Linked DNA regions of Homo sapiens: regions 1, 2, 4, 5, 6 and 7 are each linked to region 3. The links are chromatin contacts, found by Hi-C or POLR2A ChIA-PET in ENCODE. All regions are on one chromosome and are shown on one strand. Each heading gives the region's core, a stretch centred on a gene start or an enhancer-like site at or near the end of the contact. The rest is flanking DNA. Distances are from core to core; before and after follow the strand shown. Region 1 holds the start of SSBP2 (single stranded DNA binding protein 2). Region 2 has its middle 23 kb from the start of F2R. Region 3 holds the start of HOMER1 (homer scaffold protein 1). Region 4 has its middle 99 kb from the start of SSBP2. Region 5 holds the start of WDR41 (WD repeat domain 41). Region 6 holds the start of AGGF1 (angiogenic factor with G-patch and FHA domains 1). Region 7 holds the start of RPS23 (ribosomal protein S23).

Evidence for each region. Hi-C counts contacts between places; a loop is a spot of excess contacts on that map. ChIA-PET counts read pairs that join two places held with the same protein, here RNA polymerase II (POLR2A). Pooled maps may share reads with other maps.
Region 1: a map of CD8-positive, alpha-beta T cell shows a loop between it and region 3 (6-fold over the local background). The contact joins the promoter of SSBP2 here to the promoter of HOMER1 in region 3. A Hi-C loop is called at or near these places in 1 of 168 maps with a recorded cell type or tissue (CD8-positive, alpha-beta T cell), 1 of 37 single-sample maps with no recorded cell type and 10 of 50 pooled maps.
Region 2: a pooled map shows a loop between it and region 3 (4-fold over the local background). The contact joins the enhancer-like site here to the promoter of HOMER1 in region 3. A Hi-C loop is called at or near these places in 2 of 50 pooled maps. POLR2A ChIA-PET finds 5 or more read pairs at or near these places in 2 of 52 experiments (MCF 10A and activated B cell).
Region 4: a pooled map shows a loop between it and region 3 (6-fold over the local background). The contact joins the enhancer-like site here to the promoter of HOMER1 in region 3. A Hi-C loop is called at or near these places in 4 of 50 pooled maps. POLR2A ChIA-PET finds 5 or more read pairs at or near these places in 2 of 52 experiments (CD4-positive, alpha-beta T cell and activated B cell).
Region 5: a map of CD8-positive, alpha-beta T cell shows a loop between it and region 3 (6-fold over the local background). The contact joins the promoter of WDR41 here to the promoter of HOMER1 in region 3. A Hi-C loop is called at or near these places in 2 of 168 maps with a recorded cell type or tissue (CD8-positive, alpha-beta T cell and naive thymus-derived CD4-positive, alpha-beta T cell) and 13 of 50 pooled maps.
Region 6: a loop to region 3 is called in a map of naive thymus-derived CD4-positive, alpha-beta T cell, with 22 times the contacts of the local background. The contact joins the promoter of AGGF1 here to the promoter of HOMER1 in region 3. A Hi-C loop is called at or near these places in 1 of 168 maps with a recorded cell type or tissue (naive thymus-derived CD4-positive, alpha-beta T cell) and 7 of 50 pooled maps. POLR2A ChIA-PET finds 5 or more read pairs at or near these places in 1 of 52 experiments (OCI-LY7).
Region 7: a map of sigmoid colon shows a loop between it and region 3 (13-fold over the local background). The contact joins the promoter of RPS23 here to the promoter of HOMER1 in region 3. A Hi-C loop is called at or near these places in 4 of 168 maps with a recorded cell type or tissue (CD4-positive, alpha-beta T cell, CD8-positive, alpha-beta T cell, naive thymus-derived CD4-positive, alpha-beta T cell and 1 more) and 10 of 50 pooled maps.

Annotation. Positions count from the first base shown.
Region 1 is chr5:81,749,622-81,752,471 of GRCh38, forward strand. SSBP2 (single stranded DNA binding protein 2) reads right to left here and starts at 1,476. Exons shown (of 17, transcript NM_001256732.3): 1 at 1,360-1,476. The coding sequence starts at 1,421. RefSeq lists silencers at 338-497, 718-767, 1,208-1,257, 1,428-1,757, 2,028-2,377.
Region 2 is chr5:76,737,889-76,740,850 of GRCh38, forward strand. No RefSeq gene overlaps it. Among named protein-coding and RNA genes, the nearest start is that of F2R, 23 kb to the left of the region's middle. RefSeq lists enhancers at 1,032-1,361, 1,462-1,531. Within about 2 kb of position 1,661, at least 15 of the 41 ENCODE cell types and tissues checked have a DNase peak (open chromatin) inside an H3K27ac peak, as active enhancers do.
Region 3 is chr5:79,512,704-79,515,910 of GRCh38, forward strand. HOMER1 (homer scaffold protein 1) reads right to left here and starts at 1,431. Exons shown (of 9, transcript NM_004272.5): 1 at 67-1,431. The coding sequence starts at 71. RefSeq lists a silencer at 1,004-1,713 and enhancers at 1,708-2,255, 1,964-2,153.
Region 4 is chr5:81,848,376-81,851,351 of GRCh38, forward strand. No RefSeq gene overlaps it. Among named protein-coding and RNA genes, the nearest start is that of SSBP2, 99 kb to the left of the region's middle. Within about 2 kb of position 1,421, at least 4 of the 41 ENCODE cell types and tissues checked have a DNase peak (open chromatin) inside an H3K27ac peak, as active enhancers do.
Region 5 is chr5:77,490,849-77,493,752 of GRCh38, forward strand. It overlaps WDR41 (WD repeat domain 41), which reads right to left and starts at 1,468. Exons shown (of 13, transcript NM_018268.4): 1 at 1,322-1,468. The coding sequence starts at 1,372. RefSeq lists an enhancer at 930-1,853 and silencers at 974-1,193, 1,634-1,773.
Region 6 is chr5:77,028,697-77,031,712 of GRCh38, forward strand. AGGF1 (angiogenic factor with G-patch and FHA domains 1) reads left to right here and starts at 1,708. Exons shown (of 14, transcript NM_018046.5): 1 at 1,708-2,280. The coding sequence starts at 2,071. RefSeq lists enhancers at 1,366-1,945, 1,585-1,934, 1,946-2,525.
Region 7 is chr5:82,276,823-82,280,130 of GRCh38, forward strand. RPS23 (ribosomal protein S23) reads right to left here and starts at 1,532. Exons shown (of 4, transcript NM_001025.5): 1 at 1,498-1,532; 2 at 871-1,030. The coding sequence starts at 1,501. It also overlaps the pseudogene ATP6AP1L. RefSeq lists an enhancer at 1,523-1,852.

The DNA of each region.
Region 1 (2,850 bases), core at 226-2,725, 2.2 Mb after region 3:
AGAGTTTAAGTGGTTACTGGGAATCACTGATCTGTTGCACAGTTTAAAAAAAAAAGGGGGGGGTTCTTCCTCAGTGATCACAGTCACTATTCGTTCTCATTTTTAGTAACAACCAAATCACCGTTACAAGTACACAAGAATAGCAGCAAACCGCTTTGCTTTGCAGTGTGCCGTGACAGTGGCATCCCGGGCCGGGAGGGGCTCTGTTCTCGCCAGCCGCCTCTTGGGCTCCCACCGAAGTTAACACCTGTATCTCCCCACAACTGTAACCAAGCGGCTCCTTCCCACCTGAACGCTTCTCCCCTCCCACAAACCCCTTTTCGGACCACTGGCCCTCCCCGCCACAGCTGCCCTCCTCGGGCGCCCCCGGCGGCTCCCACAACTCCCCTCCGCGCGCCCCCGACCACCGCCCCGCCGGGCCCGCCCCTCCCGCCGCTCGGGGGCTGCCAGCCTCACAAAAAGTTCGCCAGCCGCCGCCGCGGAGTTGGGTCCGCTGCGAGAGGCAGAAACGCCAGCCTCCTCCAGCGGATCCCGCTCCTCGCCAACACACTTTAGCTCCCCGGGAACTCGGTCCCTCTCCGACTCCCAAACTTCGGCGGCGTCTCCGGCGCCCACCCGCCCCCGCCCCCGCCCCAGCCCCAGCCCCAGCCCCGCGATGCGCGGGGGACTGCGGGCGCCGCGTCCGTAGCTGGCCCAGGAAAGCCCGGACGCCCAACCCGCACACGCCCTCCGCGCCCCGCGCGCGTCTCCGCGCCCCGCGGGGCCCCGCTCGGCCGCTCCACGCCCGGCTTCCGCCCGCCGCGCGCCCGGCACCGCCGCCCTCGCCTCGCCTCGCCCCGCGCTCGCGGCCCTAAGCCCCAGCGCCCAGGCCCCCGCCGCCGCGCTCCCCGCGCTGCCCGCCCCGACCCCGGCCCCGACCCCGGCCGGCCCGCCAAACACCCACATTCCCACTGCGCGCCTTCCTCCACGCAGCTGCCCCTCCCGCCACCCCCGGCGGCTCCCCAGGTCCCCGGAGCCCCGGACCCCAGCTCTAAAGTTACTTTGGAAGGTGAACCCGCGGGTTATTTCCCTCAATCACCCAAACAAGTTTCCATCCTCGCCACCAGCACCACCGCCGCCCCTCAACACACCCGGTCCCTCCCGCCGACAGCCCCCTGCGGCCGCCCGCCCAGCGCCCGCACCTCCCGGGAAAGCGCAGCTCCCCGCACCACACGCCCCCATCGCGGCACCCCTCCCCCTGCCAGCCCACCCCCGGCGCTCCCCGGGCGGAGAGTGTCTGTGTCTCCCAGAGTGTGCGAGTGCGTGCGTGAGTGTGCGCGCGTGTGAAGGCGGAGGTGGGTGAGAAGCGGAGACACTTACTTCTCCCGGGCCTGGCTGTCGGACGGGACGGCGCTGCTGTTACTCTTGCCTTTGCCGTACATGCTTGTGCCGAGAGCAGCTCCCACTGTCACGCACCTGTCAACCCATCACAGCCTCCCCGGGAACAGCCCCGTCCCCATGGCGACCCACGCAGCCACCCCCACTATTGGCCGCCCCACGCCAAAGCTCCGCCCCCTTCGCCCAGGCAACGCGCGAGACTGACAGGCCTCCCCCTCCCTCTGGCCTTCCGAAGCGCGCGGTGGCGGCTAAGCCTCAGCGGCAGTCTCCTCCCTCCTTCCCTCCCTCCCCGACTCCCTCCCTCCCGCCTTCCCTCTCCGCTCTCCTCCCTCCACCCGCTCTCCTTCCCCCTCCCCCCTCCGAACCCGGGCGCAAGGGGGGAATTAGAAACTGCTCTAGAAGGATTTTAAACAACTGGCTGTTCTCTCCGCCGCCACCCCTCCCCCCGCGCCGCCCGCGCTCAGCTCCTCACTGGAGAGAAGGCGCCGGGAGGAGGAGAAACTGCGGCCTGGAGTCTCCGGCCGGAGCCGGCGGAGCTGGAGCCGTGGCGGCCCCAGACTTCGGGGCGCCCGCCGAGTCCACGACAGAGCCACGGCCTCAGCCGCCCTGGGGCCCCCACCAGCCCCTCTCCCGCTCCTCTCCTATGCGTGACCCCGCGCCGGTACCCACGATTGATTTTTGCGGTCCTCAGCCCTACTCCCTGGGGTGTCGCCCCCGCCCTGTTCCCAGAGGGCCGGCTGGCGAGGGACACCCGCGCGGTTCCCTCGACCTTCTGGCTGAGCGACCGACAGCGACTCGCCTTCTCTCCTGGGGAAAGGCTGCACCTCCGGCCCTCGGCGCCGCTGCGGTGGCGGCGCCCGGGGCCGCGCCCTGCGCCCCAGGGGAGCACCCGGCCTGGGGTCGGCCTCCTCTGTAAGAGGTGAGCGGACCTCCCGAGGAGGCCCGGTGACTCCTGCGGCCGCAGCGGCCCCTGCCCCAACCCCTTCTTGCACGGAGCCCCGCGGCGCCCTGGACACCCCGCCAGATCTGCCGCAGAAGAGGGCCCCAGGCTTCCCCACCCGGCCTGGTTTAACAGTTTGGGTCAGTGATGCCTATTCATCCTGACCCCTGGAGTGGAAAAGGCCAGAAAAGGTCTTGAAAGACTTCCCTGTCCTTGCCCGTTAGAATAGGCCCCAGCGCGCTCCAAGGTGTACAAAGCTGTGCCAGGGCTGAAAGGCTGCCCGAGAATGTTTCTGTATCCAAATCCCTAATCCCATTTCAGTAAACGCGCAAAAGTTTCAGAAACACACACAATCTGGTTCCCAGTAGAACTCTGCATCATTTATCTTATTGAAGTCCTTGACTGTAAAATCAGACGGGTGCAAATGGGGTTAGAAAGAAGATGGGCTTCACACGGGGAAGAAGGGGACAGATGGGGTGGGACAGGGCGACATCTGGAAAGGATGAATAGACAAGAAGTAGCTATGGGAGGAG
Region 2 (2,962 bases), core at 411-2,910, 2.8 Mb before region 3:
AAACCCCATCTCTACTAAAAATAAAAAACTTAGCTGGGTGTGGTGGTGCACATCTGTAATCCCAGCTACTTGGGAGGCTGAGGCACGAGAATCACTTGAGCCTGGGAGGCGAGGGTTACAGTGAGTCAAGATGGCATCACTGCACTCCAGCCTGGACGACAGAGCAGAGCAAGGCTGTCTCAAAAAATGAAAAAGAAAAAAAGTCAGTGATGTGCTGCTAAGCAGGATCTCCACAAAAAGAAAAAAAGCCTGATCTGGCAAACTAGCATTTGCCAATTTTGATGGTGTGAATACTCCCTTCTTTTCCAGTTTCAAGCTCCCAACTGTTTAACAGTTGGCTTGACAAATTTCCTGAATATTGAATTCTTGTGAGCAGGTACAAGTTGACTCCAGCACACCAATGGATGCAACCCACATAAACAAAGGCTCTTTGCTGGTCCTCAATAATTTTAAGTGTATTAAGGTGTTCTGAGCAAAAGAAGTTTGAAAACCACTGCCCTTATCCAAGATGTCCCAACTTTATTGACTTGAAGAAAACAGATAAACTGGTAATTATTATAAAAGCATAAAAGCAAACAGGGGTAAAGAGTTGGCTTAGAGCTGCAGGCACCACTCTGGGTTTCTGGCTGTTTCAGAGCTGAGGGGTTCCAAGTCTTGGAGCAAGAAACTGATTCAACATCCAGGCTCAGTGGCTCACGCCTATTATCCCAGCACTTTGGAAGGCTAAGGCGGATGAATGGTTTGAGCCCAGGAGTTCGAGACCAGCCTAGGCAAAATGGCAAAACCCCGTCTCTACGAAAAATACAAAAATTAGCCGAGCGTGATGGCTCATGCCTGTAGTTCCAGCTACTTGGGAGGCTAAGGTGGGAGGATGGCTTGAGCCTGGGAGGCGGAGGTTGCAATGAGCCAAGATGGTGCCACTACACTTCAGCCTGGGTGACAGAGTGAGACCCTGTCACAAAAAGAAAAGAAAAGATACTGATTCACGTCATCAGGTATGGTGTGGTCCACAGAACAGGAAGCTCTGTGTGAGGTCTGATTTTCAGCCACCTGCTGTGTAAAGGAAAGAGAGAGGTGCTTGCTGAGCAAAGTTTCAGACCAGAAGACCAAGAGACAATTCAGAACAGCAGCAGATTCTACCCATGGTGGCATTCCTGTAAAGTGAAACTCAAGCGCCAAGTTTGTTGTCATGGGGACTGTTGATTGCATGCTAGTCTTATGGAAACACACGGAAAACCAGAGGTCAAATTCAGTAGCATCTCAGAATTCAGATAACACAGCATGTACAGTTTCAACCCAGCAGGCTGTGTGTTTATCACTTCAGGAAATGACTCATAAGCAGTAAGGAGATGAGCTTTGAAAGCTGCATCTGGCCAGGGCACGGTGGCTCACCGCTGTAATCCCAGCACTTTAGTGAGGCCGAGGCGGGTGGATCACCTGAGGTCGGGAGTTTGAGACCAGCCTGGCCAACATGTGAAACCCTGTCTCTACTAAAAATACAAAAATTAGCCAGATGTGGTGGCACACACCTGTAATCCCAGCTACTCAGGAGGCTGAGGCAGGAGAATTGCTTGAACCCAGGAGGCAGAGGTTGCAGTGAGCCGAGATTGTGCCATCCAGCCTGGATGACAAGAGCGAAACTCCATCTCAAAAAAAAAAAAAAGAAAAGAAAGCTGCATCTATAGTAGCCTGCATGGTGGCAGGGCCAGTCTGGCTGTTTTGCCTATCTTAATGACTACATCTGCAGGTCATTTTGGTGTGCTGCTATGCGACCCATCCAAGGAAGTGAAAACACCACGAAGGGTGGGCTGTCCAATACTGAGATGCATTCGTGAGCAAAACCATAATCATTTGATATCTATTTTTGTTGTTTTGTTTCCTATCCTGGGATATCTAGTTGCTCTTGAAACTAGCTGACACATATTTTAAAAAAAACAAGACAAATAATATATTCCCATCCTCCAGAAGCTAACTGGCTTTGGGATTTAATCCTAATACTTAATGTTTAGTTAGGAAGCACAAAATTTGAAGACCTCAGATTTAGAATTTTATCAGCTCTGCCTTGTAACAAGTTTTAGAAACTAAATCAGTTGGCCAGGCCTGGTGGCTCATGCCTGTAATCCTAGCTTTTTGGGAAGCCAAGGCGGGCGGATCACCTGAGGTCAGCAGTTCGAGACCAGGCTGGCCAACATGGTGAAACCCTGTCTCTACTAAAAATACAAAAATTAGTCAGACATGGTGGCACGTGCCTGTAATCCAGCTACCCGGGTGGCTGAGGCAGGAGAATTGCTGGAACCCGGGAGGCAGACGCTGCACTGAGCCGAGATGGCACCACTGCACTCCAGCCTGGGCAACAGAACGAGACTCTGTCTCAAAAAAAAAAAAAAAAGAAAAGAAAGAAAGAAAAGAAAAGAAACTAAATCAGTTCTCAACTCTGGTTGCGCATAGAATCACTGGAGAGCTTCTAAACAATTCCAGTGCCAATCTCTGGGGGCGAGGCCTGGACATTGATATTGTTTTCAAGCTCCTCAGAAGATTCTGATGTGTAAACCAGGGTTGATACTAAGAAAAGAAAAATCCCTCAGCAGTCTGAGCTATGTGAGGTGTGCAAAATTTATTAGGCCCAGAGAGACGGGAGTAGAGGACTTCAGTCACACCCCCGGCACATACCCTCCCCCTACCCACCACCCCCCATGCCTGTGGGCAATTATTTAAAGTCATTTTGTTCCTGGTGGTGTGGTAGCTCATGCCTGTCATCCCAACACTTTGGGAGGCCGAGGCGAGAGGATCCCTTGAGGTCAGGAGTTTGAGACCAGACTGGTCAACATGGTGGAACCCCTACACTCCTAAAAATACAAAAATTAGCCAGGCATGGCAGCATGCTCATGAAATCCCAGCTACTCGGGGGGCTGAGGCAGGAGAATTGTTTGAACCCAGGAGGCCAGAAGGTAGAGGTTGCAGT
Region 3 (3,207 bases), core at 181-2,680:
CACCACCGCTCAATAATACACATACATAAACAGATTCGAAGCTGTGTTAAGCACAAAAATCCTTACCCCATTTTGCCCAATGAAAACTTGCTCTGAAGTTTCAGCTCTTATGCTACGGAATAACTTCCAAAGGAATTTCTCCGTCTGCTATTTCGCAGTTGCTTTTCCACCCCCACCCCCAGATCCTTGTCCGGAGGTATTTCAAGGATGCTGCCAATTCAATTAGTTCTCTTAGGTAAAATGATTTCTCTCTTGTAAATACCAAAACGTTCAAACAGAGGCGGCATTTGCTTATTCGAGTTAAAATGCTTTGCGGAGGAGACAGCGATCAACTCTATTCCACAAAATGAGTCTACAAGTAGGGAAATGCAGAATCCGGCTTCACCGAGTCCTATAAAAAATGAGTTCGCTGGTCATTTCACTCATGTCCTCCTCGACACTCAGGGAGAGCCAGGTAACTCGGCCTTTTCGGAGCTAAGGCTGCGGGTTCAAATTTCTCCACCACACCAGGTCTCCGGGGGTGGAGCGAGCAACCAAACGCGACGTGCACGTGAATAAAAATCCCAAAAGCAGTAATGCCACGGCTTCCCTGCGCTCACATTAGGAAAAAAACTACACAGGAAAATCTCCTCGAAGTGCAAACCCGGCAGCTCGCAACCTGCACGGCACTCCACATTGGAATCTGTCTTTTTAAATGTTTCTCCTCCTAAGACTCGGAGCAGAGAAGAGGTGGGGAGGACGAAGAGAAGGCTAGGCAGGATCGATTCATTCTCCCGAAGAGAATAAACGGAGCCATTTCCAGGCTGGCAGCAGGCTGGGGGCGCAGCGCACGCCGGAGAGCTGGAGGAGGGGACCCGATCCCACCTCCCTCAGCCCCTTCCCGCCCCCCGCCGCCGAGCACAATGGAGCCCGGCTGGTGCCCGGCCCTTCATTCGCGGCTGCCCCCTCTTCCCTCCTCTCTTCAGAGCACAGCGGGTCTGAGGCTCCCGTCGGCGGAGAATGAATGAATCACAGAGCCAAGCCCCACGCTTCCACTGGCACCCTGCCCCCAGCTCCAGGGCGGGCGAAAGGGGCCGAAGGGTCGACGGGCGCCTGCCCGAGCCAAGGCGGGAGGCTAAGCCCGCGTTGGGGCCAGGAGAGCTGGGCTCGAAGCCGAAGCGCAGCCGCCGCTCCAGCGCCCCCACCCCTACTCCTCGTCTCTCACGCTCCGCGCCGCCGCCACGCGCCGCCTCACATTCCCCGGGCCCCGCCGCCGCCTCTTCACACTTCCATCAGCGCCCGCCTCCGGCTACCGCCGGGCAGAGCAGCGCCAGCCCCGGCGGCCTGAAGCCTGCCGCTGCCTCCGCCTCCGCCGGCCGGCCGGCTGGCAGAGAAGAGGGTGCTGCTTTCCCGGTCAGCGCCGCCGGCGTGAAGCTAGCGCGGCGGCAGAGTGGGCTGCGGGGGGCGGGAAGGGGGCGGAGAGAACGGGGAGCGAGGGCGGTCCCTCCCTCTGCTCGCGGGAAGGGACGGGAGGCGGTGGCCGCCGCGGAGCCGCGGCCGGGGGCTGGGGCGCGGACTGGTCCCGGGAGCCCGACGGGCCTTGCGAGCAGCGGGCCGCGGGAGAAAGCAGCAGCCGCAAGGCGGCGGAGAGGCTGATGGTGGGGGGCCGAGCGGCCCTCGTGGGGAGCTGGGCCGGCGGCAGGCCCTCAGTCCGTTCGTCCTTCTTTTCCCCCCTCCCCTAGAGGCTGGCGGCTGGCTGGCCGTGCGCTCTGCTCCTCCTCTGGCTCTTGGCCCCGCTCCCGACCGCCACAGCCTCCTCCGCGCCCCACACCAGGTGCTCGCGCTGTGTCTCCATCCTCCCCGCAGGAGGACCTTTAAATAGCAACGTCAGCGCGCTTCTCTCCGCACACACGTCACCCGCAGCTCACGTCACCGAGGTGCGGGGGATGATGTCACGCGGCCGGAAGTACTGCTAAATTAGGGAAGGAGCAGGGGGAGGAGGACTCGGCGAGCTCCTGTGTGCCCACCTGCTCTCACTTCTCCTTAAAGGCCAAAGCACAGGAGACAGCCCGAGAGGAGCTCGAACAAGGAAGCGGCGGGAGGAGGAGATTTCCTTGCAACAAATGTGCCAAACCTGAGTGAATCATTCGTAGCAAAAGTGCAGTGTCAAGCGGGTAATAGCCTATCTCCCACTCCCACCGCTATTGCAGCAGCACCCCCGGGCTTCTCTTGTCCTGACTAGCAGGGAAATGTGGGAGGGAGAGCCTGATCACACTGCTGGTAGATGTGCTTCCAACAGGACTTCGGAAAAATCACCTAAATTTTCAATTATAGAGTGCCATTCTGGACATAGTCGACTTTTAAACTTTTTGTTAGTGGTTACCTGAAACACGAAAGAATAAAGAGCAGAGCAATAAGCAAACGAAATAATGTTATAAAGGATAGTAATTTTATTTGCAAAATAGCAGTTTTGACATAGGAAAATGAGTCAATCTTAGTTCACGTATAGCAAATGCCAGTGTGTCCTCTCAGTTTCTCTTCATCAAGAATATGAGTTCCATGACACTTGGCTCCAGCCAGTAAAACAAGAAAGAGAAAAAGTATATGGGTTTCAGTCTGTGGAATTTAAATTAAAATTTAAAAATTAAAAATAAGAAAGAGCACCAAATCCTTTTTCATTAACACAAGCATATTTTCGTCTTCTTTAGTTTTGACCACATAATATGTAATTACAATATCTCTTAAGTGTGTTTTGCATTTTCTGTATGGCAAGGGTGAGTAGCTGTCTATAGGTTTACTAGCTATGTGTGTCTATAAACACCATATTATGAGTGCTTTTTACATTGTAAATTACTACAGAGTTTTTAAATTATTTTAAAGTAATTAGGTTAAAACAATTTTTTAATTAGGTAAATCATATAGTGAACTTTGATTTTATTTTACTTAACTTGATAAGCATGGCCAAGAAATAGAATTGCTGCGTATTGCCAAAGGCCAATACTGTTTCAAGTTAGTCTACAAATTTAGTGACCCTGTTTTCCAGACCAAAATCTAGACACACCATTTGACGTTAGGAAAAAATATTTGAATCTGAAGTGACCTGGAAAATCCAAAACATAGGATTACCAACCTATGAAGTGATTATTAGGAAAGTTATAGATCAATATCAACGCAGTTTAAATAAAAGAAGCTAAAACTCGTTAGAATGTATACCACGTGTGACTTTTA
Region 4 (2,976 bases), core at 171-2,670, 2.3 Mb after region 3:
AGTACTATAGAGGAAGACTTTGCTGGGCCAGTTGCCCACCACTGAAGGGCTGGATTTAAGTGTACCTTGGGTTATAATGAAACTAGTTTGGTGGTCTTAGCCTCCCTAGTAGACATTTTCCCACATTAGAAAACCAGCACAGGATTTCATGCAATTCCGTACAAAGGACAATTGCAGTTCTGCTCAAAACCAGAACTGGAGTGTGGATGGGGTAACTAGAGGAGAAGCTAGAGGAGGAAGAACAACAGGGAGCCTTTCAATCCAAAGTTAAACTCCTGCCTAGATTTAGGAGGAAAAGGGAAGGGGAAAAATAATTGCATATGTATTTTTATTTCTGTCCACATTCTGTAATCTCAAATACCATCTGAAGATATCTTCTCCTTTCCATTTCCTGCACTGTCCATGTTCTTGACTCTGTGAGAATATGTATTTCAAAAACTTTGACTAAAAGCATTGTGTTAACCTCTCTATACTAGTAACTCCAGCTCCTGGAGCTGTAGGACTCAACACCCACATCTCAACTAGATTCCATAGAAATTGTATTCATGTGTTTCTTACCTCTCCTGATTCCAAATTCATCTTTTCTAACTAGCTGCATCTCACTTGTCCCTTAACCAAGGTGCCGTCCCAGTTCCCATAGGGGGCCCTTTGTAATGACAGGTACACACCTTCATCTCTTAGTTTTTGCACTAGTCTATATGGAAGTTAATGCCTAATCATATACATTTGATACTCTATTACTGTTCTAATTGACTGACTGAAAGTATAAGCCAACCTTTTAAAGCTAGAGGAAGAAAACCCCAAGCGTAAGATGCTACACTCCTGACCTCACTATACTTCAACGAAAGAGAATTATTCAGTCCTTTTTCTCTTTGGAAAAAGACTCTGGCTCTAAATCCCTTAATGATTCTACCTGATTTAAATCTGACTATAATCCTGCATGGTAAATTAAGATTCTGCACCTTTTCACCCTTGCTTTTGGAATAATGTGTCTAACCCAACACCTGCCTAAAGAGATCAGATCCTCTAAATGATCCAAAGCCATTCTGCTTGGGAATGGAAACCGTAGCATCAGCTCCAAGAGAAGCAAATGGTGCTAACTCCCTCTGACTCGGACAGTGCTTCCACTCATGGGGGCTTCATAAGTGGTTGCATTTAGAGACCCGCTCCCTGAAAAAAAGGATATCTGTTTCTTCCAATTGCATGTGGAGTTCCCTGAACAGTCATTACAGGTCTCTTCCAGCATCCCCTTCCCTTCAATGTCCCCCACCCCCATTCCCACTCCCAGTAAAATTAGACAAGCCTATATTCTACTTAGAGGAAGAAGGTATTGTCCCTGGGAGGTTCCCAGGTCCCCAGCCATTAGAAGAAATCTCCAGGTCTGTCTCAGCACAGTACTTCCCTGTAGCAGGATAATGTGCCCTTCCTGGAGCTGGGCCGACTTTGCCCTAAGGTTACATTTCTACACAAAGAAGCCTTTAAGGGTGCTGTTGCAGGCCTCCACACTGGAGGTTTATATCTGTCAATCTTAGAAAAAAAGGAGGCTGTAATAAAACTGCAGGAGCCAGCAGTGGGGGATTACAACTCCAGGATCAGAGGAGGTCTGCCTCACAGCCCCGCTAGATGCTGAGATTGGCCTCTCTGAGGATGGAGAACAATAAAGCGGAAGGAATTTAAGTCAATTGGCTGCTGGATTGCATTAGCAGGACTCAGAGAAGGGGCACTTGCTGAGGGTGGTGCCTGGATTCTTGGCCGCTGCCCTTGTGCCAACCAAGCTGGGAGATCCAGAGTCTGAGGGAATGAGAAAAGTTCACCCAAGTCCAACAAGTTGGGGAGGCCTGTGGCATGCAGACACCCAAATTGGAGACTGTGTGTGCTGCAGCCATTGCAGCTCCAAGTGTAATTTAGTTGATTTACAGTTAATATGAGCAAATATTAATTAAGGTTTCAGTGAGTGACCATGATAGGCAGAAAAACAGGAAATACATCAGAAGGTGTGCTGGAACACTTTGCAAAGAAAACAGGAGGAAAAGCAAAAGTAGTGGCCTCTGGGAGCTGGGCAAAGAGAGTATTGGGGGAGTCTGAAAGTGGACCTGCCTGGTGGAAGGCATGCAGGTGGGGGAGGTGGAGTAGAGAATAGAGAAGAGAATAGCTGAGACTAGAGAGGACATCACTGACACCTGCCCAGCAGCTCTGCAGCCTTGAATTTGGCAGTGTGGTCCTGATGCCTGCATGGAAGGCTTGTTGGACCCAGCTTGAGAGCTTCCTAAAATATCCTTGGGCCTGATGCAATATCACTTTGTGATGGCACTGCATTGCGATGTGGTGACAGGATAACCTGGTGGTGGAGAGGGAAGGCCTTTTATGTCTTCATATGATTTCATCTGAGAGAGGCCAAATGAGCCCGGCACTCCCAAAGGAGAATGGGTGGGTTGGAAGAGTGGTTAAGCTCTCTGATGTGGAAGGAATAGAGTTCCCGTCCACCCACCCCCACGACAGAGGGCTAGATGCCTGGGAGATGCTCAGTTAGGAGAGGGAAACTCTGGAGGACAATCCCAAGGGGCCTCTCAGCAGTTCACAGGGGCTCTAAAACGCTAAGGGGAGGAAGAGCAGTGTTAACATCAGCCTTCACCTGGAGAAGGCAGCACAAAGAACAGGGCAGCTTCCCCCTAGAATATGCCCTCTGAGTAAGGGAAAAGGAGTTGGATTGGGAAAGGAGAGACGACACAGGCCTAGTGTGGAGAAAGCCACCAGGAGCTCCAGCACTCTCCAAGGTTTGGCCTAGGTCATCTCCAAATAAAAACAGTTTGCCTAGCTCTAGGCAAGCCCTTGTTCTGCATAATGATTTGAATTTTGAAATGTGACTTAAACCTTGCAAAGGAATGCAACTCTTTTCTCCCTCCCCCAGGCCATTCTATCTTTCTTAGAGGGCCAGAGGTGGATCAGAGGGAGGAAGGTTTAAAATTTTAGCCCCTT
Region 5 (2,904 bases), core at 218-2,717, 2.0 Mb before region 3:
AAATAAGAAATTTTTAAAAACAGACAATACCGTCAACTGCAAAGACATGCGGAAGTTAAAATTGAGAAGACTGCCTACTCTCAACAATCCAATTTCTTACTTTTAACAATCTAAACAAATACTTCTTATGAGAAATAAAATGCAATTCACAAATTCTGTTCTTGTCAGGCCTCTGAGCCCAAGCTAAGCCATCGCATCCCCGGTGACTTGCACATATACGCCCAGATGGCCTGAAATAACTGAAGAATCACAAAAGAAGTGAAAATGCCCTGCCCCGCCTTAACTGATGACATTCCACCACAAAAGTGAAAATGGCCGGTCCTCGCCTTAAGTGATGACATTACCTTGTAAAAGTCCTTTTCCTGGCTCATCCTGGCTCAAAAAGCTCCCCTGAGCACCTTGCCCCACTCCTGCCCGCCAGAGAACAACTCCCCTTTGACTGTAATTTTCCTTTACCTACCCAAATCCTATAAAACGGCCCCACCCCTATCTCCCTTCGCTGACTCTCTTTTCGGACTCAGCCCGCCTGCACCCAGGTGATTAAAAGCTTTTATTGCTCACACAAAGCCTGTTTGGTGGTCTCTTCACACGGACGCGCATGAAAGTTCTTGTGTGGCATACGAAATAAATTTGGGACCTCAAAATTTCCAAGACTGCAAAAATTATTTTATTCACATTTCAAATGTAAATTTCATTACACACGGTCTATTCAATTATTCGGGCCCATGAAGAAAGTGTGACTATGAAACCAAAAACAGCAGTTAATTAGAAAATCATGTTCTTGACCTTGAAGCAGATTACTTTTTAAAAATAATTATATCCTTTTTCGGTTGTTGGATAAGTAAATTAATTTTATATTCCCTGACCAAGTATCAGTAGACGCCAGGAAGAGACACCAATTCAAATAAACCAAAAGTGGAAAGCTGCGGTCACAACTCGTTCGTTTCTAGCTAAATCGTATACTTTTTAAGTGGAAATGAAGATAGTTTCGGTAGCCAGAAGCCCTAAGTTGTCACAGGTCCCAATAGGACTGCTGACCAGCTGAGCGTCCCTGAGCCAGGATCTCACGATTCAGCTAGCCGTGGGACGGGGCCGGGGGTCTGCAGCTCCAGGGTGCGCCTGGGGTCCCGCCGGGTCTGAGGAGCTCCGGCTCCCGCGCCCTCCGCCCCCACCGTCGTGAGAACAGCGCGTGGCACGAGCTCAGCAGCCAGCCCCGCCTCCGCCCGGGTCCCCGCGGTCGGAACCCAGGAAGGCCGAACCGGAACGAAGCCGCCCCTCCAGCAAGCTCGACGGACGCAGAGCAGACCCACCCGGGGTTTACCTCGGCCAGTCCCTGCGGTTCTCGGCCTCCCCCGATCAGCCATCGCAACATCCGGGCAGCGGCGGCGTCTTGCCCGGTCCAGCCCCAGTCAGCCCAAACTCCGCCCCAGGCTCGGCCTCCTCCTTCCTCCCCGGCTGCAGCGCAACTGAGACGCTAATACTTCCCGCCCCAGATCAGCCCACGGGCCGAAGGAATGCAGACCACAGTTGAGGGAGAATTTTTGTCCCCAAAGCGCTCCCGTACCCAGCCACGGAGGCTTAGTTTGGGCAGTCGCTTGGGGTGCGGCGGCCGACGGCGGGGGCGGCTGCGGCGATTGCGGGGCGCGCGCTGCTCCGAGTGAGCACGCGCGGGAGCGCCGCCGGGTAGCGCACGGAGCTTAGGTAGCTCGAGCGGCCCCTGGTGGACGCGCGCGGAGCAGCAACCCGACCCCGGCGAGCAAGCGCGCACGAAGAATAATGCCCCTCCCTGTGACATGGCTTTAGTATCCTCCACTTCCTAGGGTACCAGGAAATCTCCCCTGCTTTCCCAAGAGCTTGCTGAAGAAGGTGTACCGCAGTAGACTTCTGCATCCAGACAAATCCAGTGGCTCATGTGTACAGCCGAATAAATCCGGCCAACATTTACTGTGTGCTATAGTACAGCTACTGTGCTAAGGCTTTACATAAATCCTCATGGTAAACCTATATCCTCTATTTTACACATCAAGAAACTAAAGCTCTGAATGATTAGGTAATTTGTCTAAAGATAACAGCTAGGAAGTGGCTACATTGGTAGTGTTCTTGACCGTATGCTATATTAACATAGAATCTCCCTAAAGAATAGAAGGCAGTTCATATACCTTTTTTTGACTACTACATTTTCTTAGGTAGTCAAAGGGCTGTGGTTATCTATGCTGACTGCATATCAGAATTACCTGGGTAGCTTTTGAAAATGTAGATTCCTGGCTTCCACCTCAGACTCATTAAAATAATCTTTGTGGTTGGGACGTAGGAATCGGGGTTTTGGGAAGGCTCCTCAGGTGATTCTGATGAGTAGCAAGGTCTGAAAATCACTGGTCTAGGAACTACTTATACATATCATGTTTGCAAAAGTATAAATATATATATTTGCATATGTATTAGGTTCAAATAATCCTCCTAGCAGTAAATTGTTGTAGGGAATCTACAAATGTCCCAACTAATGCATTAATTCAGCAAACATGTATTGGACACAGATGCACTAGAGAAGCAGAAAGGAATCACATAAAATGCTGCTCTGGAGGGACAAGGCATAATGTCCCAGTCACCAATAAGAGAGAGCCATACATCCCACTTTAAGCTAAGTTGGTTGTGAGCAGCTACACAAACTTACAGTCCCTCTGGAACTCGGATCTCCTATAATTCATCTTTGTATTCCTTTTGAGTGCACTCGGCAAGAACACACTCCCAAGGATCAGGAGCATGTTGCCTTCTGTGTGCTAGCCCCAAATTGCAGTCTGCATACAGTTGAAGACAGACCAAAACAGAGACTATCCCCTGGGAAAGAGGGACTTATCTTTAAGTAAAACAAAACTCAGAGACATCAGGAGTTCAGTTCTGGAAGGA
Region 6 (3,016 bases), core at 458-2,957, 2.5 Mb before region 3:
GTTAATGGAAGTGGCCACTGATCTAAGACACCAAACAGGATTCTCTTGTTCAGCTGTGTTCAGCATTTACGGATACTGCTCTGCGACAGGCACTGTGCTGGGCCCTGAGAGAGGAGCATCTGCATGACACAGCTGCTGACCTCCACAAATCTCAGGCCCAGGACTCTGAGCTCATGATCTAATTCTAAATGACTTTGGCAAAGGAAGGAAGTGTGTTCCAAAGAAGGCCACATCAGTTTAAATATTGGCAAACCAATGCCAGGGTCATGCAGACAAAAGACCAAATAAATGCACCAAACCAGAGCATTTTTCTCCCCTTTTCCACAGAATATTGTCTCTCTCTTATTTTCCCACCAGGGATGCTCCTTTTTGCGACTCAGACCTAATGTACTTGCTCTATTTTCCCGGGGGGTCTAAACTCAGGAACCAGAAGAATGACTAAATGAGAAATAAAAGTAAAATTCTGAGCCCCTGAACTGACTGAATAGACCCATTGTTCACTACATAGAAAGCCAGTCATTGAGACAAGGAGTATTGCCAGGGAAGAAGGTTCTATTTGGGTGCTGCAGCCAAGGAGAATAGGAAATCAGTCTCAAATCCATCTCCTCAACCAACTAAAATTAGAGGTTTATATGGCAAGGGAGAAATGTGACTACATGTGAGAAAACAGGAATTAGTGAGCGGTAAGGATGAGGACTTGTTCAACAGGCAGCAGGTGGCTGGTTAGGCAATCATGATGGGTGAGGGGTATGGTGCCTCATTGTCCAGATGCAGTGATCTGGTAAGTTTCAATTCCTTGATACTATCTGGGAGGCCTCATGGTTGGTTTCCCAAGAAAGGAACTCAGATAAGAAAGATGTAACTTTCTGAAGTTTTAAGACTGGGAGGGTAAATTTCCAGGTTTATTCAAAAGAAACCATAAACATCAGTTCTATAGGACAGTTGGGCTGATTTCACACCAACCAGCATTCCTTCCTGATAAGAGACCACCAACCACAGAGAAGTTCTGGCCAATCTACCAGGGACTCACAGCGAGGGTTTTCATGTCCTCTGCTTTGCCATTTGACATCAGAGGGCTGAAAACTTCACACTGGGATCATGCTAACACCACCATTTTTTGAATATGGGTCCCATAGAGAGGCAGGAAGCTTAATTGTGCATGTGCATATTTCTCCTTTCATAAATATTCATGAATCCTCCTACAGCTCATTGAATATATTTGGCCACCCTGCTCAGCATAAATTTCTGTTCCCTTTGTCCTTCCTTCCAAGTGTCTGTTCTCAGCTTCTGACCAGAGGCTATGCTTCCAAGCCTGTCAGAAAGGCCACCCTGCAGGCTGTAACCCTTCATGAGAAATAAAGCCCTTTTCTAAATTTATTAACCTCCTCATTCTTCAGTTGACATAAGTAGAGCATCATAGTCCCCACAAATCATTTCTGGGATACTCTGTTCTTATTTGTAAAACAAGGAGATAGGAAATGCATGCTATACTAAAAGTTTGTTCAAAGAACATCCGCACGTGCAAATGTCTGAGACCAGAGGCTGCAAGCCTCCCTGTCGCTCTTAGGGCTTCGGTAGCCACATTGCCACAGCTCTCCACGCCCTCAGGTAACGCCCCTCCGCAGGCCGAGACGTCGGCACGTACACTGTCAGGTCTTCCCGCTTTCCGTCGCTTCCTGTTCCGTCTTGGTCCCGCCTGCCGCTGGCGCCGTTGTTTCCGGCTCAACTGGGGAGCTGCTGGAGCTCTTCTGGCCTCTGGTTTTCCGACTGCTTATCCGACGCTCCTCCCTCTGTCTCTGTAGCTGGAGAAGGTAGTTTCCAGGAAAGTTTTCCGGTTTGCAGGCCGCGCACATCGGGCAGGGGCCATCCTCGGTCCCCTTGCTCGTTGCTCGCAGCCCCGTTCGGCTACAAGTGAGTTTCAGGGCGTCATGGCCAGGGGCCACCGCGGCCAGCCGGGTGTGAGGCTGCCTTTCGCTGCCCGCGCGCTCCAGTGGTCTCTGGGTCCGCCGGCGTCCGTTTCGGCCTGAACGCAGCCCCTCCGCGGCGACGAGCAGTCTCGCGCCGGAGCTCATGGCCTCGGAGGCGCCGTCCCCGCCGCGGTCGCCGCCGCCGCCCACCTCCCCCGAGCCTGAGCTGGCCCAGCTAAGGCGGAAGGTGGAGAAGTTGGAACGTGAACTGCGGAGCTGCAAGCGGCAGGTGCGGGAGATCGAGAAGCTGCTGCATCACACAGAACGGCTGTACCAGAACGCAGAAAGCAACAACCAGGAGCTCCGCACGCAGGTGCGCGGTCCTCCTCAGCCCCGCGCCCCATCCAGCCCAGGCGAGGCCTTCGAAGCCCGTGATAGCCTCGGAAGGGGTCCCTGGCAGGGGCTCAGAACTACTGTAGAGTACTTAAAGTAAATAAGTAGAAGCTCAGCGCAGTTACAATTCCAAGTACCTTAGGAGCAAACCTGAGTTCAGGTTACTTGATTTAAATCAATGTCTCGCGGCTGGCGTGAATTGAACTTAAGTACTGTGGCTACATTGTCTTCATTCTCACTTGACCTAACATCCCATTGGCAGTAGGCGCATTTACTGTAGATCACATTTGAGTTTATTAAAATGCTGGACTTGAGTCAGAATCCCATCTCTGCTATTCACTGGGTGTGTGAACTTATATACCGAGTCTCAGTTCCCCATTAAATGAGAATGATAGCTCACAGTAGTAAAGGTGAAGTAAAACAAACAATTTTACAAACTTTTGAATGCTATACCTGTTTAAGGTTGCTCTTCTGGGCGTTTATCATCTTCGGCTTTCTTGTGTAAGTAGGGACGATATATAACTGCTTTTGTTGGAGACGTTAAGCAGCTTATTTCGTTTCCAAGATGGTAGGGGCAAATGTTAATACTTAAACTGTCACATTAAAAACAACCTTGGCTGGACGCGGTAGCTCACGCCTGTAATCCCAGCACTTTGGGAGGCCGAGGCGGGCAGATCACCAGGTCAGGAGTTCGAGAGCAGTCTGGCCAGCATGGT
Region 7 (3,308 bases), core at 282-2,781, 2.8 Mb after region 3:
TGTGTGACAAGGGACCCTATCTCAAAAAAAAAAAAAGAAAAAAGAAAAAAGGTATCTGAGGTAAGAATTAGAAAGTCTGGGCCGGACACAGTGGCTCACGCCTGTAATTCCAGCACTTTCGGAGGCCGAAGCAGGCATTATCACCTGAGGTCAGGAGTTTGAGACTAGCCTGGTCAACATGGTGAAACCCCATCACTACTGAAAATACAAAATATTAGCTGGTGTGGTAGTGGGCGCCTGTAATCCCAGCTACCTGGGAGGCTGAGGCAGGAGAAATGCTTGAACCTGGGAGGCTAAGGTTGCAGGGAGTCTTGCGCTACTGCACACCAGCCTGGGTGACAGAGCTAGACTGTCTCAAAAAAAAAAAAAAAAAAAAAAAAAGTCTGGGTTAAAATGGCTCTACCATCAAATATGATAGAACTATATGAAATTATTATTTTAAAAAGTCAAAACCAGTCAAATACTGGCAGTTTCATGTCTCAATCTTAGGTGTATGACCTCAATTAATTCTGATGCAAGTCACTTCTCTTCACCTTAGTTTTATCAAGTCGATAAAGTTCAATAGCTGACACGTGCCATTTACTTATAACAACTCCCACAGTAAAGGTGTTTGTGTCCTTTACTTCATCATTGCTAGTATCTTCTCCAATTCCTTCCAGGCCAACGTTAAATTAAAACCTTAACTACCTAATTCCCAAAAACTAATTTTACCAACTTTTAAATAGAACAAACGCTTTGCAATTTTACCCCACAATGCCCAAATGAATACTACTACACAAAAACCTGCAATTACTTTCAAAACAAGAATTCGTAAGTTCATGTCTCGAATTCCTATAATAAACTAAAACTTGACGGGAGCAATGGACTTACACTTTTTCCAGCACGATTCCTTTTGCATGAGAAGCACCTCCAAAAGGGTTGGCCTTTAGGGCTGTGCCCAAATGAGCTTTCTTATACTGTTTATCATGCCACTTCTGGTCTCGTCGGTGACTACGGAGCTTCCTAGCAGTACGAAGTCCACGACACTTGCCTAAAAATTAAATATTTTAGTTCTTCCGTAAAAACACGCCATCTACGTGTTTCCCATCTTCTAAGACACTCGCCTCACCTGGAATAAACCCTTAAGCCGATTGGCTCTCGTACTATTTATTGGCCTGTGGGCCAAACATTTGGCCTTCAAGTTGCCCTGAACCGACTAATAAACGTTCGAAGAGGGCTCCGGAGAATGTGTTCTCCCGAAGGACGAGGCCCCGCTCGAATGCCCGGGAGGAAGCGCTGGCCTCCCTGCGTCCCTCGGTACCCCGACCTCGGCGGCCTCCACGCCTCATGGGCCCCTTCCGCGCCGGACCACGTGCCTCCTGGAGCGGCGCTTCCCCGGCCCTCCCCCATGGAGCCTCTCCATGGCATCCCCCGCCCTACTCTATTCGCATCCGCCCGCCCGTCCCCAAGACCCCAAGTCCCGCTTGCAGCGCCCTTAAACCGGCCACAACAGCTCACCCATCCTGTCGGCGCCACGGGCCTGAGCGAAAGAGAGAAGCACCGCAGGAAGGAGCCACAAGCCACCGCGAGCAAGCCCCGCCCAGCCAAGGACCCCGCGCCGCTGTCTGCGCCGCGCCTGACCCGAGGCTGGGGTCTCTCCTTTGAAAACGACGCGTTTGCATCACTTTCCTGAGCCAGAATCTGCGTCTTATTTAATTTGCAAGAAATTCAGAGATATCTAATTTGCATGGTTTTTTTTCCCCCTTTTTCTTTTGAATGCTGGAGACCGGAGGAACATGGACTACCAATCCCAGAATGCGTTTTATGGGACCCGCTCACCGCGCAGGCGCTCTTGCCCAAGCCACTGAGAGCGGGACGCGGGGCTAGGTCAGAGTAGGAAGGAGTCGCTGAGCTGAATCTTTGTGGAGTGGAGTGGGGCGAGAGTCCTCCGAGTAGTCTGGAAAATTAGACTTCTGAGCCTTAATTCATACTTATAAGCAGCTAGTAAATTGTAAAATATAGTGAAGCAATGTAGTGTAGTAACTAAAACCCCAAGCTTTGGAGCCAGATTGGGCCTTTAACCCTAAAGTTGCCGTTTATTTTGACTGGCGAGTCATTTACTTATAGATTTATTTATTTTTATTTTTATTTTTTTCTGAGACAGGGTCTCACTCTGTCTTCTAGGCTGTTGTGCAGTGGTGCGATCTTGGCTCACTACAACCTCCGCCTCCCGGGTTCAAGCGATTGTCCCACCTCAGCCTCCTGAGTAGCTGGGATTACAGGCTTCCACCATCACGCCTGGCTGATGTTTGTATTTTCAGTAGAGAGGGGGTTTCACCATGTTGGCCAGGCTGGTGTCGATCTCCTGACCTCGAGTGATCCGCCCGCCTCGGCCTCCCAATGTGCTGGGATTACAGGCGTGAGCCACCGCGCCTGGCCATTTAATTAACTCTTTAATACTGTTTCTCCTGTAAGATGAACTAGCTGTGAGAGGTTTCTGGGATATTGGTTCACTCAGCAAGGATGTTTAAAAATGCCTTCTATGTGCCAGACGCTGTTGTAGGTACCGGGAATATGGCGGTTAAATTAAGAGGGTGAAGGTTTCTGCTCTGATACAGTTTATATTCTAAATGTGAGAGGACAGACCAGTTAGATAGATGTAAATTAAATAATTAAATAGATGATTTTTACATACTGTAGAGCTATAGAGAAAATATAGCTGGATGGGTGATAGTGACTTGGGGATGGGGGTGGCTACTCTGGATAGGGTAGTTTAAGGTGACATCTCTGTGCAGATGTAGAATGGGCTAGTGCTTTCTAAGAACTGAAAGATCAGTGAAGAAGGGGAGCATAGTGACTGAGGAGTAGTGTGGCATTAGATGGGGTCTGAGAGTTACACAGGAACATGTGGAGCCTGTAGGCCATGGTAAAGCCTTTTTCTACTCTTCTGGTGATTTAAAGCCATTGTAAAGTTTTGAGCTTGGGAGTAGGTAGCAAAATAAGATTTATATTTTTATGGGGTTACTCTGGCTGTTGAGAGGAGAAAAAGACATGAATCTGGGAGGCCACTTGGGAAGGTATTGCAATAGTTCAGATGAGAGATGGTGATAGCTTGGACCCTCAGTGGAGACAGTAAAAAGTGGTTGGGTCAGATACACTGTTTGGTGGTAGAATGAACAGAATTTGCTCAGGACTGTAGGATGTGAGAGAGGAGTTAATTACAGCACTATGATTTTTGACCTCAGCACTTGGGTGAGTTGTAGAGTTGTGAGTTGTGAGTTGGGTGAGTTCCAAAGTGGGAAATACGAGGAGAGGAGCAAATTTCAAAG